2 separate regions of the Mus musculus genome follow, and region 2 is linked to region 1. Evidence: chromatin loops called from intact Hi-C (ENCODE). Cell type or tissue: gastrocnemius. All regions are shown on one strand. Each heading gives the region's core, and the rest is flanking DNA. Links, peaks and the distances in the headings are about the cores only. Region 1 holds the start of Gm17508 (a long non-coding RNA gene). Region 2 overlaps Snx19 (sorting nexin 19).

What was found. A loop is a pair of places that touch in the nucleus more often than their neighbours do. Peaks named below come from ENCODE experiments on the same cell type or tissue, not always from the same donor. Only the 100,000 strongest peaks of a DNase experiment are listed, where the experiment ranks them.
Region 2: it touches region 1 in a loop (5-fold over the local background); 20 of 42 quality-filtered maps call a loop at or near these places.

What each region holds. Positions count from the first base shown.
Region 1 is chr9:31,077,806-31,086,136 of GRCm38, reverse strand. It overlaps Gm17508 (a long non-coding RNA gene), which reads left to right and starts at 3,556. Exons shown (of 2, transcript XR_870609.3): 1 at 3,556-3,936; 2 at 5,115-5,497. In gastrocnemius, for the core only: a CTCF peak has its summit at 3,596 (motif pointing right); a DNase peak (open chromatin) is centred at 3,625; H3K4me3 peaks cover 236 bases.
Region 2 is chr9:30,444,151-30,452,481 of GRCm38, reverse strand. All of the region lies in intron 8 of Snx19 (sorting nexin 19), which reads right to left. Among named protein-coding and RNA genes, the nearest start is that of Snx19, 21 kb to the right of the region's middle. In gastrocnemius, for the core only: a CTCF peak has its summit at 3,885 (motif pointing left); a DNase peak (open chromatin) is centred at 3,793; H3K4me3 peaks cover 361 bases; H3K27ac peaks cover 3,573 bases.

The sequences.
Region 1 (8,331 bases), core at 191-8,190:
GTGCTACAACCTTCACACTCCCAGGCTTGGAGTTTGTGTGTTACCCACCTGGAACCTGTGTAAGAGAAATTGGTTCTTCCAGCCAGTGGCCCTCAGGCAGTAGAGCTTCTTGAAGCTGTAAAATGATAGGAGAATTCAGAATTTAATAAAGAATGGCACTTCCTATTTTTTTCCCCTTTCTTTTTTGTTCTTTGAGTTGGGGTCTTGTTGTGTACCTGGTCTAGATCGCCAATCCTCCTGCCTCACCCTACCATGCTGGCCTACGTGGTCTATGTATGGAAGTTTGCTAAATCCCCACAATAGTCCTATGTCTACATTTTTCAGAGAACATGAGGGGACCAGGACTTTAGGTGACCTTCCCAAAGCCCACACTTAGAGGACAGCGGACAAAGGATCTGAACACAGGTGGCACAGCCCCACAGCCACACTATCTATTTATTGTGCTGACACAAACGTCCACTCCTTGTCCTTGGTGTGTATACATACTACCCCTGATCCACAAAGAACAGAGACTAACACTTGGAGTGAATGAAGGTGGTTCACACTCCTCACACAAACGTCTGTAAATGATTTAATTTGGGGACCTGTTTTCCTGTATGTCAGAGAAGCTGCCTCAGGGTGGCTGAAAGGTGTGAACCAGCATGTGGGAGTTATTTTTCCAGGCATGAGTTCCCCCTGAGCTTTCTAAGCTCGGAGGTTCATTTCCAGGCTGGGCCTTGCTCTAGGCTAGTCATGCAAGTGCCTGCCTTTGGTTTTGCCAGCCTGGGAAGAATAGGGGTCCATCTACCAAGCAGGTGACTTCAGAGCCATCTCAATTTTTTAGATTAAGGATGGTGGATGGGGGGTAGCAATGAACAGATATCTTAGGCCAAGCTACTTGAAGTGGGGTGACAATCTGCAAGGGATTCTGGGAAGCTACTGAATGCTACTGGGAATGATGAGACTGAACCCCATAGTAAGAGCAGGCTATTTCTCTCCTGGTTTTAGATCTTAATGCATAAAGGATGGTGTGGGCTGGAGAGATGGCTCAGCGGTTAAGAGCACTGACTGCTCTTCCAGGGGTCCTGAGTTCAATTCCCAGCAACCACATGGTGGCTCACAACCATCTGTAATGGGATCTAACGCCCTCTTCTCGTGTGTCTGAAGACAGCTACAGTGTACTCATATAAAATAAATAAATTAATTAATTAATTAATAATTAATTAAAAAAAAAGATGGTGCAAGCTTGCCTTCCATGGAGAGACACGCATGACTCTGGCAGGTGCAGAGGTGACAGGTGCTTGCAAACCCCTGCCAGCAAGTCCTAGTGACAGCTGTGGCCCAGCTCTGCTCTGAGACAACTCTTTTGAGCTCATGACACAGAGACCGTGGAAAGCGGGACACAGGAAGCAAGCAGCCCTGCCGCTCACAGAATGACTGTCCAATGCCGCACGGAGCAGATGTGTATGTCACACTAATGGCCGCCAGATTTGTAGACCCGCAGGGAGAATATTTAATGGAGACTCCCAACTCCAGGTTTCAGTGAGGTCATCCTGTCCCCCACCTCTCCATCCCAGTTCTGTCATCCTCTGCCTGCAGCTGTATGCCACGCCCTTTCCATTCACCTCCCTTCATTTCCTAAAAAGCCCGTGTTTCCAGGCGTAGGTGGATAGGCTCCGTTGTTGTCGGTCTGTTCCGTTGTCTCAGCATCTTCCAGCAGGAGGGCCCTGCTTTCCTGGGGCATGGGCTCAACTTTCCCTTCCTCTTAGCTCATATGCTTCCCCCACACGTCGTCTTCGCCTTCGAGGTTATCGTAGCTTCTTCCACCACACCCGTGATCCATAACAGCTTATCTGTGCGCCAGCTTTCTGCCACTCCATATGGTCTTGCTTAACTCAACAGGGGAATTCTTCAAGTCCCGCCTAGCCTGAACTCCAAGAACATGGTGTGCAGGGGTAGAGGCAATGAGAGGAGTTCCTCCAGGGAAGGGCGGAGGCTCCCTCAAACAGGAGCACATCCAGAGGCCAGCCCTTAAAGGAGAGCACACCTTAGCCCTCCCTAATGAGGGTCATAGCCTAGACAGTCTACAGGACAACACAGGGTCATAGACTCAGGAACAAAGGAAATCTGTTTGAAAGATTTAACCGTGGCAAAACAAGACGAAACACCGAGTTATTCATATAAGCCACGGCAGGAGGAAAGACTTTTTGTTCAATAACTCAGCATGGTGCCCTCTCTGATTGGGACAGAGGGCACTTGATGCAGGATGCCATGTTGACTTGAAGTTAGAGGACAACTTAAGCTGTCAAACTCAGTGAGTGGCAACTGGACATTATAGACCAAGCCAACACTGGCTGTGTGCAGGGACTTTTATACAACCCTTCAGCTTCTCAGTGTAAGGTGTTTTCTGAGGGAACCTTTAGACAGTGACGAATACGGGCCTCCACTTCAGCAGGAAAGAACCTTAGCCTGGAAGGTCTCCCAGGCCCCCTGGGAAGACTTCGAATGACTTCAAGTTGTGAGAGGAGGACTCACTGCACTTTCACTGTTTGTCCCCCTGCCCCTGTCCCTCTGGGTCCACTGCTGGGTATTAGAGATGAACAGACCTGAGCTCATCTGCTGAACAGCGTGAGTGGCAGGGACAATCAGTGGCATGCAGCAAACACCTTGTAGATATCTCCTGCTTCATTCTGCAACGTGTCCAGGAAGCAGGTCAGCCATTCCTGCTGCACAGGAGCATCAGGCCCAGAGATGCCCTGCAAATGCCCTGCTTGCGATGTCTCAGCAAGGGGAGTGTGTGCTACAGCTGTCCGGGCAACAGTGGAGTTCTGACCTTCTCTGGAGGCCTGACCGTGTCCACCTGGGGATCTAAATTGCCAGAACTCTTTTGCCAGGTAATAAACTCGCTGGCGAAGGCACATGTGGAAAAGGCTAAAAGAAACGTTCGCTAGCTGGACTGCATTGCCTCTGTTTCCAGATCTTTCCCGTTCTGTTCCTTTGGCTACCTCCAGTAGCTCCTGGGCATTTCCCTTCCACAGGGGCCAAACCATCTGCTTCCTCTTACTCCTCTGCCTGGGGCAATGTGGATGGAGACATGTTTCCTTGAGGTCTTGGCCATGGGCAGCAGATCATCATGTTCCATCCTGAAGTCCAGGACTGGCTCTTACTCCTCACCAGCGTCCCCTGAGCCCTAAACTTCTGTGGAAAATTGGCTTCAGACGATGCTTCTGCAGAGGGATCAGGGTCCACGACTCGCAGGTACCTCTGCCTTGAGCCAGGCTGTGAAAAAGATGGTTAGAAAGTCTGCTGGGGGCAGGAGATGGGTGCCACTGCACCTAGGGCAATCCCCTTTGTCGGATTTCTCGATTCCAAAGGTCAACATGCCAATTACCCGAGAAACAAGAATTTTCATGGAACTGGGTTAATGGAACCAAACAACTCCATTTTGTTATTAAGGGATTTTGAAAAAAAAAACAACCCAAGTGACATTTGGATAGTTTGGACAAGTTCATTAGGTGCTTAAACAGAAAACGTTTAATTGGATTTTAAATGTTTTGTAAAGACTACAGAAAGTTCACTTTAGTTCCGACCTTGCAGTTCATTCCAGGTAGAACACAAGGGGGCGCTCACACACTGTACTTAAGCGCGGTCAGTGCGGCGCAATGAGATAGAAGCATGGTTCAGAAGGAAGCCTCCGCCCAAGCAATCATAGCATCCACGGAAGTTGACCACCTATGTTCCCACAAAGGGCGACATTGTACTTGTTGTGTGTCATTGGGAAGGTGGCCTTCCATGACCGGCTGCATCAGCGTTCCTATGCTGTAGGTTCAGCCCTTAAGGGAATTGGGGCGCAGGCAGTGCAGCAGGAAACCGGGCAGACTCCTTTTAAGGCCCAGTGACTCCTGAGCCTCCAACACTGCTCATGTGGAAGGAGATTCCCTGCTGTGACAGAGGCAGGTAAGGGTTGGAGTTGCAGGCTCGGGCTGGGTGCAGTGATAGAGATCTTTAATTTCAGCACTTGGCATGCAAAGGAAGGTGGAAGGTGGATCTCTGTGTGTTTGGATCCAGCCACACAGTGAGGCTCTGTCTTAGAACAAACAACAAAGAAAGATACAAGCTTCCTTGGCTGATGCCTTGGTTGGCGTTAGTCTGGGAGGCCAGGAAAGTGGGTGCATGGTCACAGCTATGGGGGACTTAAGCATTTTTAAAATTTCTTTCTTTCTGTTTGGTTGTTTTAATTCATCTTAGAGCAGGCCTCTAAGGGGCATCAGCTAAACACAGCATTAACGATGTACAATTAAGACTAGGCACAAACCCTCCTCATATTAAGGCTGGACAACTGAATAGGAGGAAAAGGGCCCTAAGAAGTTGGCAAAGGGATCAGAGACACCCCCCCCCTTCCGCCCCCCATCCCGTTGTTAGGATTCCCATAGGAACACCACGCGACAAGTATAACATACAGAGGACCAAGTGCAGACCCACGCAGGCTCAGTGATTGGCCGCTTCAGTCTGTGAGCTCCCAGGAGCTGATTCTGGGAGTTGAGTTCTCCTGGTATCCTTGACCTCTCTGGCTCCTACAGTCCTTTTTGCCCCCTTCTTCAAGGTTCCCTCAGCTCCTTGAGAACTTCCGATTTGGCTGTGGGTCTCTGTATCTGCTTCCATCAAGCACGGTTTGAGCTGGGCAGTGGTGGCGCAAGCCTTTTTTAATCCCAGCACTTGGGAGGTGGAGGCAGAGGCAGGCGGATTTCTGAGTTCGAGGCCAGCCTGGCCTGCGGAGTGAGTTCCAGGACAGCCAGGGCTATACAGAGAAACCCTGTCTCGAAAACAAAACAAAACAAAACAAAACAAAATACATTTTGATTCAGTTGGAATGACAACTTTCAGGAGTCCACTCTCTCCTTTCACACTGGGGTCATTCTCCATGGGAAATGCCTTTACCTGCTGAGCCAGTCAATGGGACCTTCCTTTTCCTGTGGCCGCCTGGAAGTGTCTCTCAGTTCAGGGTGGGCACTGCTTGGATTCCATTCTATTCAACATATCTGGAAACCTTCGCTCCCTAAAGCGTTTCTTCTCAAAGGTTAAATAAATCTGACACATTTAGGCTTGCTTTTCCAGTCTCTCTGCTCATTTACTAGGGAAGCTGAAGATATGGCACGCCCAGCATAAGCAAAGCATCTCTTGACACCATTCCCAGTGCTGGAGTCTTCAAAGAACATCCGAGAGCTGGAGGAGTCGGCCTGCTCTGTGAAGAGATTCCAACTGGTGTGTGTCCTTGCTGAGGGTTCTAATTGCCGAGGAGGAGGAGGAAGTATGCTGAGGGTCACAACAAAGACAGGGTCTGGGGGTGTTGCCCAGATTGCTCTCAGAACTCTTGGGCTTAAGTAACTCTCCTGTTGCAGCCTCCAACTCACTGGGATTTGTGGCATGCATCATGTTAGTTGGCTTTTTGTTGACTTCTGTGATTGTGGCCCAAGTTCTAAATGCTTTATATTCCCCTCTCATTTAGTAAACTCCAAAGACACTTGCTGATTTCTTATCAGGGACCAAGCTTACTTTCCCCAAGCACTGGAATATAGCTCCAGTGTGCTGGCTCTCCCTCCACCAGAACCCTCACGCCCAGTCTTTCCGTGCCCCAGCTGTTAGTGTGTGCTGTGGGGGGTTCCAGTTCCCTTCCCATTCACTTTGAGGAGGGTGAGCAGGGCAAACACCAAGCTGCTCCTCTGCCCACCCACCTACCATGGGCAGAGGGAACCAGAGTTCTGGGACATAGGCTTCTGCCCAGTGTTTCAAGAGGCCACCTCTGAGTGTGCTGAAGGTGTCAACACAGAGGGAGGACCACAGAGGGGACTCCTTCCTCAGCTCTCCTACTTGTCACATAGATGTGACATACACACATGGATGTGCAAGGAGATGTGCAGGTTAGGGGATCCTAACAATGTGCAATTTAGTCCAAAGTGAATCTCTGTAGAGACACCCACTGAACGAGTTTGCCCACATAGGTTAGAATTCTCACACGAGTCACAGGGAGGTGGGATGTTGTGGACCAAAGCTCTGGAGAAACTCCGTATGTAGCATGGGCTGGCCACTAGAGGAACAGTGCCACTTAAATATACCCTCCTGCTTAAACCTCAACCCTTCCTAAGGTCAGTGCTTTATAAAGCTGCGTCATGTGTCCTGGAGTAACAGCGTGGGCACTGGAGGAATACATGTGTGAGCATTTGAGGGCTAGCAGGAATAGCTGTGTATCTAGCTAGCGGTCCTGCACCATGTGCATGCTACTCTCTGAGCAAACAACTACCTTGCAAGGTAGTTTAAACCACATCTAAATGCTGTTAAAATAAGAACTCTGGATACTGAGAACAAGGCCCAACTCTTCAAAACCTCCATCTATAATGCTATCAGTGCCTGACTGCATGAGCTCACGTGGTGGCTTGTTCTGGGATGCTGAGGCCCCTGAATCTGTAGGAAGATACCCGCTGAGCCTGGAAACAAACTCCCTGTCGTTCTGTCTCACATCCTAAAGCTCCCAGCAATGCCCACTTTTACCTTTTGTTCTGGATAGCTCACCTGCCCAGTCAGAATAAGCAGGGTAGTGAGTCAATGTGTGTTGGCACCGTCCCCTACGCCTGTGACACTCTTATCTCCTCCTTAGTGACTTTGGTTAACTGTCACTTTTGGCCACCTAACTGCACTCAGCCTATGAAGACATTTTTCCTTCAGCGATTACTAACCTATATAGTCCATTCCCTTGTTTATTGTTGACCCTGCTCCCCACCCTCTCAGGCCAACTCTACCAGGGCAAGATCTGTGCTCGCAAGCCCAATACCTGCTTTTTGGGTTTCCTAATGCTTATGAATAGAAAATGACTTGCAAGCCACCGAGAATGTTTGGGATAAGCAATCCCATAAACCCAATTCAGTGGGTGAATTCTGCTAGAAAGCAAGAATGTTAATAAGCTAAATATTGTACAACCACCCTAAGGAGGAACACTTTCCTCAGCCTTCCTTCGACCTGCAGTGACAGTGTTCTAGGATGTATGTGTGTGCGACTGCACACGTGTGTGTGTGTGTGTGTGTGTGTGTATGTGTGCGTGCACACACTCCACCCCTAAGCTGCACCAGTCTCCTTGCAGACCCCCAGTCAGAGCTCATTCTTAGGCTGCTTTCATTTGGACAGCTTCCTTTAAAAGTCAGAGCCAGGTTGCCTGGGCAGTGCAATGGGCCACAGGTATAGAATAAACATGGCAGGTGCTGCCCACTGTTGGGAGTCAAGACTCAATTAAGCTCAAAGCCCACCTTCCAGCCAATCCGCTAGCTGCAGCTTCTCTGGCAGCCCAGGTCCTTACCTTTTCTCGAGCTGTAACTTTTAACTCTGATGGACTCAAGTCTGCTTTGTGCTCCCTCAAATCTAGTTCTTAAATCCTTCTAGAGATCTGATTCTGGTCTTTTGCTCAGTTAATGTGACTAGCTTTTCTACCCCCCTCCCTTTTTTTTTTTTTTTTTTTTTTTGAGACAGAAAACCCAGGCCAGCCTTAAACTCCTCCTGACCCTCCTCCTAGGTGCTGTGATTATTGCAGCTCTGAACTATTTCTCTGGCTTGGCCCTAGCCAAGCATATTAACACAATTCTCGATTCCTCTCATTCAGAATTACCGTCAGCTCTTTTAGCACTCCACCCTAAGGCTCAGAATGGATCTCTGAAGCACTCTCCTCCTGTACAAACCCTTCTTTTCTCAAGAGCCCACTAGTTTTGGCTTCTCCCCATGCTTTCCTTGTTGTCCCTTCAGTCAGGATGCTACTCCAATTTTCACCCTTTTTTATTTTTTGCGTTTTTCCAGTCTTAGTTCTTTCTTTTTTTTTCCCTTTAAATATTCTTTACTTTAGAAGCCTTCGTCTCCAAAGGACCGAGAGGGTTCATGCTTTCTCTGCTCGGTCATCCAAGGGCCTGCAAGCCGTCTGTGAGAAAGACAGTTGCCAATGACAAGGAACAAAGATATGGAGCATTAGACTGACGACCCCAGTGCCAGAGGCTTCCTTGACAAGGAAGGTGTGGACTGTCATGTCTGAGGCAAAGTTTGCCTCTGAGCAGGCTAAGAGCAGTTGTTCTGAGGATTAAAGGACAGTCTATGATATACAGCAAGACGAGAGCCACACACTTCCTCTCTCTTAAAAGAAGTTCTACTGCAGGATCCTACTATGTGTATGTTTGGATCTTTGCCCTCAAACTAGACAAGAGTCTGGGAAATCTTATGTGGTTGTGTTCTATAGCAACTTATCCGATAGCAGATCTCCAGATGGTGACAATCAAAGGTGACTCACTTGAAGCGGGCCACATACTAGCTGTGTGTTGAAGT
Region 2 (8,331 bases), core at 15-8,014, 630 kb after region 1:
ATCTCATGAACCTATCACCTGTAGCATCCTGTGGCAGTGGACAAAGCTGAGTTTACCTCTTTCCTAATTTGTCTCCATCAATGAAGCTTTACCTCTTTTCATGAATTGTCTACAGCACTGTTAACGTGATTTTTTCCAACATGATCATGTCATCATGAGGTACGCTTGTAGGTTGCATCCCATCCAGTGGTGGACAGTTGCTATGTTCTTCACGAGGCTCCATGTGAGTCTTCAGGGCTCCATGTGAGCGAGCTCTCATCTGTCTTGTATGTAGTATATTCTGAATCATTTAGCTCCCATGAGAACCAAAGTCAAGCTACATCTTTCCTGCTCTGCTTCGATGCTCAGGATCTTCACAGCTGCTGCCACCTGCCCTCATTCTTCAAGTTCTTTTCTGCTATCACCTGGTCTGGAAGCCTTACCTGGGCTTCTCGTAAGTGACTGCTTAGTCTTCCTCCAAGCCACACAGAATTCTTTTGTAAAGGCCTTAGTTTTACACTAGAACTTATTTGTAGGTTGGCACCTCCCATTGGATATTCAACATCCTATTGTGGGGACGTGGGGCTCTTTTACTTACTACACTTGAAAAAGAGTAGCCGAGGAGTATCAGCTCTGTGTTGTAATGTGGAAATCTCTGGTTTTAGAGTGACCATAGTTCAAAATAACCTCTGAACAAAGTATACCCGAATATTTAAAGACGAGAACAAGTTGTAAGCTTTTAATTATTCACCCTATGGTAGAGGACAGTGACAGATTTAAAACACTGTGGACAAGATAGAACAAGGCAGTGCAAACCTGCAATCCCAGCACTTTGAGGCTGAGGCAAGAGCATCCCCAGTGAGGCCAACCTAGGCCACAAAGCGAGACTGTCTCAAAACAAGCAAAGAAGCAAGCATTGGGCATGGTGGCATTCACTTGCAATCCCAGAACTTGGGAAGATGACACAGAAGGATCAAGAGGTTGAAGCTAGCCTGGGCTACATGGTGAGGCCTTAGTATGAAAAACAGAATAAAAAACTCAAGCAAACAAAACCCCCAAACCACAAACCACCAACCAACCAACCCAAACAAAACAAAGACATCAGTAGACTGTATACAACATAACAATGCTTTGTATTTCTGTATTTGCATAAATGCTTGGCCATACATCTTAGATTTACTTTCCTAGTAATGGACTTTTTGAAAGCTAACAATCAAATTAAAATGTTTGCCAAAACTCCAGCCACAGGGTGATTGTTGTCAGGAATATGTTGGTAATAAGTTAGCTGATCTAGAATGAAGAATTTATTATGAAAAATCCATGCAATGGGCAAGTTACACATAGTTATGCATCCTGCTGGAAGGGCCAAGGGGTGAAAGGCAAGGGTTCATGGCCCAGCCATGGCTTCTTTCTACACGCTATAAATCCTGGGGAAGGGAGACAGCTGCCAGCTGCCTATGCTTCGTTCTGTTGGTTTTCTTGGCAAATAAGCCCTGAGGACAGAAAGGACTGAAAGTCAAACATGAGAGAGATGTCTAGATGACTAAGTCCCCCATGTGTTTTAGGAAGTGTTTCTGATGGATGGAACAACACCAAGCTGCTTCCAACCCAGTTTTTGAAATTAGAAAGAAGAAAAGAATGTAGCTGGAAGGAGGTGTGGTGGGGACACAGACAAGCAGCAGAAGCTGGCTCCCTTTCTAAGAAGTATGGCACAGAAAGGAGACACTTGTAGATTCTGGCAAAAATAAGACTAAGTGCAAAGGGTGGTCTGAAGATATTTGTTCCAGAGCTGGACACTGTGACACTTTTAAGACTGTAATTTGAAGATATATTATACAAATCTGCCTCTGAAGATGGTCAAGCCCTCCCCTTTGTTAGTAACCACAGCATAACCTCAAGCACCTCTGACTGACTTTTAAAACAGGAGACTTCCTATGTTGTCTTCTTCACGAAGTTACCAAGATGAAACGAGAAAAAATGAAAACTAAAAATGTTTTTGAAGATGCTGTGTTTGTGTGTGTGACAGAGAAAGTGACCCCACTCGTCCCTTGTACCAACCCTATCAGATCCAGAGAATAGGAAGAAGCCAGTGAGGCTTCATGCCTCAGTTTCCCTCCTTCCCGGCAGCCTCAGGGAAACAAAGATAGAAACAGTAAGCACTGCTGCAGAGTAACTAACCAGATTGAAGAGACGCCTGTTACGTTAGGGGTAACATGAAAACTATGGCAGACTCTCCCCAGAGCATAACTGTTGTTTACTAAACAAGGACACTTTCATTACAGAGACTAGAGGACCCACACTGTCTCATCCCCCCTCTTTGGCCCCTTTGTGAACTGCAGGTCTGGCTCATTCACAGTCCCCAGGTAGTAATCCTGAGCCTGCCTTTCAGTGGAGGGCAAAGGCAGGGAGGTGGCCGAGGTGGGCCAGTAATTAAAAGGGCCACCCATTCAGAAGAAGATTGAGTCAGCCAAGGGGAAAGGGCGGTGAGGGGTGGGAAGCCCTTAGCACCAGGAAGAAAGGCCAGACACAAAGGAAGGAAGAGGCAGAAAGTTAGCAGTTGTCCTGACAACCAGGGCCCCTACTGTTCCTGGTGACTTTAACTCACAGGGGTGCCCCCCTCTTGGCTGAGAGGGGAGCCACCACCCCAGGAAAAGAAGAAAGGAGGCAGAGGAAAGAGAGCTGCCTAATTATGAGCTCTTTATCAGGAGGGTTCCTGCTTCCAAATGTCACCAGTATAAGAAGTACCAGAGTTAGAGTGTGCTCAGCCAAGATTTGGAAGAAAATTACCTGGGATCCTGTTTAAATAAGCAGAGGTAGCAGGACTTCAAGACAGGGTGTGAAAATGGCTACAGAAGGCTAGAAAAGATCAATCTTGCAGACAAAAGATCAACAGGAGAAACATGTCCAAGAGAAAGAAACTGGAAAATCCGAGTTTGATTTGGGAGTAGGAGAGAAAGAAGCGTGAGCAGAGCAGGTTGGGGAAGCACCTGCGTGGGCGTTATCTAATGGCTTCTGCTTTCCTCTCTTTAGGATGCCTTTGAAAAGCTTCTCAAGGCGAAGGCTTTCCTGACACCAAGGAGAGATTCTAAGGACAGCATTGTGGCAGCTCCAGGGTTTTTGCATGGTGGCAACTCTGTGTGAATCAGCAATAGTTAGAAAGCAGAGGGAAATAATACATACAACTAGAAAGGGAAAAACCACAGTGGGGAGAGGAAGGGCTGTTGGGGCTAATGCTGACGCTGCACTACACAGCCAGGCTCCCACACAGGAGCCCTAACTCCTTGAGAACCGCGCTCCAGTGCTGCTGGCATGCCCATGGAGTGAGACTGAAGCGTGTACCTGGATGTGCACATCTGCTCCTTCACTGCTCCACTGTCACTTTCTTCCTCTGCAAGGCACTTGATGGCAATGCTAAGGACAGAGTGAGGATCGGAATGGAGTATGGCTCAGTGGCAGAGCACTGGCCTACCACCTACTTTACACAGACTTATCATCGTGCATATTTAAGGCTTTGGGATCCAAAAGGCCTAAATATGGGCTAAAGAGTACCGACAAAATTCTCTCAATTCAGATGTCTGTCCGGCTCATTATTACCACAGACCTGTTGTTCGTTCTGATCTCAATATATCAGTTCCAGCACTGAACTCTTAAAGGATGGAAGCCACTCAAAAGGCCATCTCTGACGAGACTGACTAGAGAACAGTGTGCTGAGGCCCCATCAGGTCAGGGAGGAGGGGAAATGTGAAAGATGAAAGACACTCGGCCTGTTTATGTCACTGGCACCATGGCGTGGCTTCTGAATTATGGAGCAATGCTTAGGCATCATCATCACGGGGCAGAGCTACTATTGCAAAATAAGTCTTCCTTACAGAAAGTAAATGGTATTTTTTAACCTGCAGTGCCACCTGGTGTTTACAGGGAGAATTTTGGTACTCATTTTCCAAGCCACAGACTTGCACCATTCAGAGAACTAGATTAAAAGCATTCAAAATTATTATGAGTTGCTTTCTATTTAAAAGTATAAGTAATCTACTCCATTTACACCTGCTGCACTGTTTGAAATATTACTTAGCTTAAACGACCCCTGGCTTATAAGGTGCAGCTCCAAACACATACCTTCATCTTCTTACAGTTTATTCCGCATTAGCTTTCTCCGAAAGAACCTCCATACAGCGAGTAAGACTCGCCCCCAAGTCAAACACAGTGAGGCTGTCTGTCTGCTTTCAATGATCGCATTCTTCCTATGTGGAAAGGGGGTAGGGGGTGGACATGGACAGTGCAACAGCAGGAGCTGCTTCCAGAGAGCATAAGATCAGTGGGTCCTCACAGTGAGGCAAGGCGCTCAAGGGCACTGTGCTGCTTCAGAAAGAAACGGTACTGTTGCCTGAAGGGCAAGCCTATGGGTAGGTACAACCACAGCCCTGGGTATTGGAGATGCCCACTTTATCAGCTGGGGACACTCTATGGGAACAGCCTGGGGAGATTTTGTTTCCTTGGGTACCTCTTGTCCCCTAGCACTGCCGAGGATGCTTGGAGTTCTCCCTGGTGATGAGAGACATACTGAGACATGGAATTGCATGCGATCTTGCATCTGCTCATTTAACAGAATTTCAGTCAGTGTCTTCTATATGTCAGAGGAGGCGTTTGCGACACAACTGTGAATACGCTCTATCTTTGCCCTCAAGAATCTTACATAGTCTAATGTTGTTGCCAAAACCTTACACTTTCAGGTTCCTATTTGTTGTTGCAGGGAGGCAACAGGTACCAATAATGTGGCTTGGGAAATGGCATTCTCTTTAGATTTAAATGCCTCAATATTCTGGTTTTCTCTTCATTTTATTATGACTAGTGCTGTACTTCCATCGGAACATATGAGAATTTAAGAACATTATAAAATAAGAACAAACACACAATCATAGAAGATACTCAGTTACTATATATCTATTACAATATTATATTACAATGTAATATGTTATAATAATATTTATTCCATTAAGTGGAAATTCTCATGTAATAGGGTAGGGCATAGTGTCTTTAACATAATATGAATTTAGAGCAAGTGACGTCCCTCAAATGCAAGGCAGACAGGGTATATGGCAGACATAACTGTTGGGGTCCTTTCCTGGCCCAGCCACAGAGGGCTTTCCTGTAATGTGCCTAGTGGGCGAGCTATGGCAAGACACATTCCTTCCAACCAAAAAGACACAACACAATTTGAAGGAAGCCATCACTACACAAAATCCCTGATTTCAGCACTTTTAAATACAGCCCAGGTCAATGATACTTTTGGGCCAGAAATAACCTAATACAAGAAATTGAAGACTTATTGAGTCAAAGGATCTGGTGTGCCAGCAAAAGCACATGCTTTTTCTAGAGAAGCTGTCTGTCATAGGAAGAAGTTAGATGTGAGACAACGCATGGCGCTGGAGCTGTACTGGACGGAGAGAGGTCTAGAGTAAAGAGACACAGCACTTGTCTCCTGGTGACTCGGAATTGTTTTGATCTTCTCTAGTTGTGGCCAGGGTGTAGAAAAGAACCACTAGGAAAGACTAACCCCTGGCCCAGGAGTGCTTAAGAACAAAGTCAGAGTCTGCTGATGGAAATGGGTGTATGTAGTACCTTCTGGTGCATCAGACCCAGAGACCAGTCTGGAGTCTAAAGACTAGACAGGACTAAGACCCTGGAGCTTAGTGAGGTAGATTTTAATTTTAGCAGGCAGTGTTTTGTGAGGAACCTTGTACAAACAGGAGGGAGGCAGTATGAGGGGAAGGAACTGTTCAGGCAGTGAAGCGGGATGTCTATGTGGCAGAACTGCACATCAGCACATACAGTAATAGTAGGCTTCCCTGCTAGTGAGACTGTAATAAATGTCAGGTTCTTTCCTATTGTAACTGCTTGTGTCCTTTTGGTGGCAGGTCTTGAGTTTCCCTTAAGAAGTAACTAATGTCACAAAGGCCCCTCAGGCTGTTACACACATACACACCAAGAAAGTCAGCTTGTGTGGAGTTCTACCCATATAATGCCTATGACTCCAGAGTGACATAAGAGAAGAGTAGCAATAGTGTTCACATCAGCCATTGGTGATTGTCCTTGGGAGACACACAGGTATCCCACTGGGCAGCCCACACTCTCCAGTGATCATACCTCTGCCACCACCTTCTGGAATTTCTCAAGAGCTGGCTTGTTAAGCAATACCTTTCCTAAGAGGACTCCATGACCTATCAGAAGCTCTAGAAATTGCCATTTACTATTTAATTTTCTCCTGGGCTTGCTGTTTGTCGGATTCCTTCACCCTGCATGTTCTCTTCTTCTCAGTATAGTGGCTTTTTGAACTTTTAACTCTCCTCTCCTCCCAGGTCACTGAAACTTTGTTCTCTACCATGTCAGGTAAGTTCCTCTCCATATGTCCCCAACACACAAACACATACTCATTTCCTCTCTCACTACACTTTAAGAAATGTAGACAGAGATGCCAGGAATGTGTCTGCTGCCCTTCTGACATAGGGTCTGATGCCATCTTCGGGGCCATGGGGAGGGCAGAGCCAATGGATATGGCATTCACGTACTCGGATGCTGGCCTGGCTCCTATTTTTATCGTGGCATGGCTCTGGGCATCTAGGCAGGGAGCTGGTCCAGCTTCTTCTCATTCCTTTACTCTCTACATCAGGGCTCCAAAATAATTCTACCCCTTACCTTGGCTGGGTCTTCCTGCCCCAAGCCTTCTACCATCAATGGGGCGCAGTACCTCTCTCCTTCCCCCCAACCCAGACTAGTTCTGAGTACTTTTCCAGTTTCCTAAATCCATTTCTGATGCATACAGGGAACTGTAAAATATCTTCTGTTTCGGACACAAGACGTTTGCACGAGCTGGATTCATTCGTTCCCTGGCTTAGACTGCTATCCTCACTCCCCTTTCCTCCCAAATAAGGAGTTCTCCTTGTTATATAATTGGATATTCCCAGCACAGAAGCTGACATGAGGTCAGCCACGCATGCGTGCAACACTTGCCTTTGACTTAACCATGCCTTTTTTGGGCATCTAACTTCTCTTGAGCTTCCCTCCCCCACTCTCTCCACACCATCAACAATCAAGGGAGATTTATAAGCCTGGCACAGCCCGGAGCTCCTCCAACGTTGGCTCAGAAGGAGGGGTCATGAGGTTGAATTTACTCTGTCTCCCCCTGCCCCGCCTTTGCAGCTAGAGAGAGTGTGCTTACAATCTGGCAGGAGTCCCTGGAGTCCAAGGCAGTTCTGTATATAGGTCTTTCAAGGGAGCAGGGAGTGGAGGAAGCTGGAAGCAGCAGAAGCGAGCATGTCTGCATGGAGATAATGACGCCCAATGGTGGGAAGAGAGGACATTTTGAGGGGCACAGCACCTATATCTAGGTGGCACCCCCTCCTGGACACCAAGACTGCACAGCGCTTAGGAAAGGTAAAGCAGGCACAGCAGCCATCTGTGGCCAGTGACAGCCACCATGTACCTTAAAGCACAGAGAAGGCAGGAGCCCAAGCGCCCTGCAAAAGACTATGGCTCCAGTATTTAAGGTTTCAGACAGAAATGTGGGTGACAGTCATGGGGACACTAGGAACTTATATGCCATCCCTTGTAGTGGGGTCAGGGTGGGTGTGTTGGGTGTGTGTGTATGTCCTGCAGCTTCAGGAGAGGTCAAATTCCCAGCTTTTTTGCTTACCACACAAACACCTTTTTAAAAAATAATGACTACAGTTTTCCTAGGGGGCAGTTAGGGAGGCTACCATCGGAGGTCAGAGGTGCTCTCCTCGCTCCAAGTAGATATGGGCATGCAGTTTGGAGTCTATAGACTACCTGATCATCTCCTCTTAGGGGGACTAGGGGATAGTTGCTGCTCAGAGCAGTGACTTTCAGGTCTTCCCTTGAAGCCATGGAGCGAAGGTCTAACCCTGACAGTTAAGAGAACCACTACAGATGAAACATGGAAAAGCATGGATGGTTTCCCTTCTGCATGTGTTATTTATGAACCTTATGGTTTGACTTAATAACCCCAATTCCGTATAAACCATAGATTCCCCCAGGTTATAAGTGGGGATCATAAATACCTCTTTCACAGAGCTCTTTAAGTGGATTAAACTATAAAATATGCTCAAGGTGTCACATATAGTGTCTGTGTGAATTACCTCTCAATAAACATTTGCTGCATAGTGAATACATATAAGCCAATAAGATTATCCATTGAAATAGTAACTTCTGAAGTGAGCCCTGTTTTCTTCACATTATTACACATACGCCAACTTGTTGATGGAAGACTGTGGACCACAGGAGTCAAATCCTTGAAGCCTTTGGATGGAGGGAAATGGTCCATTCTGGAAAGACCAG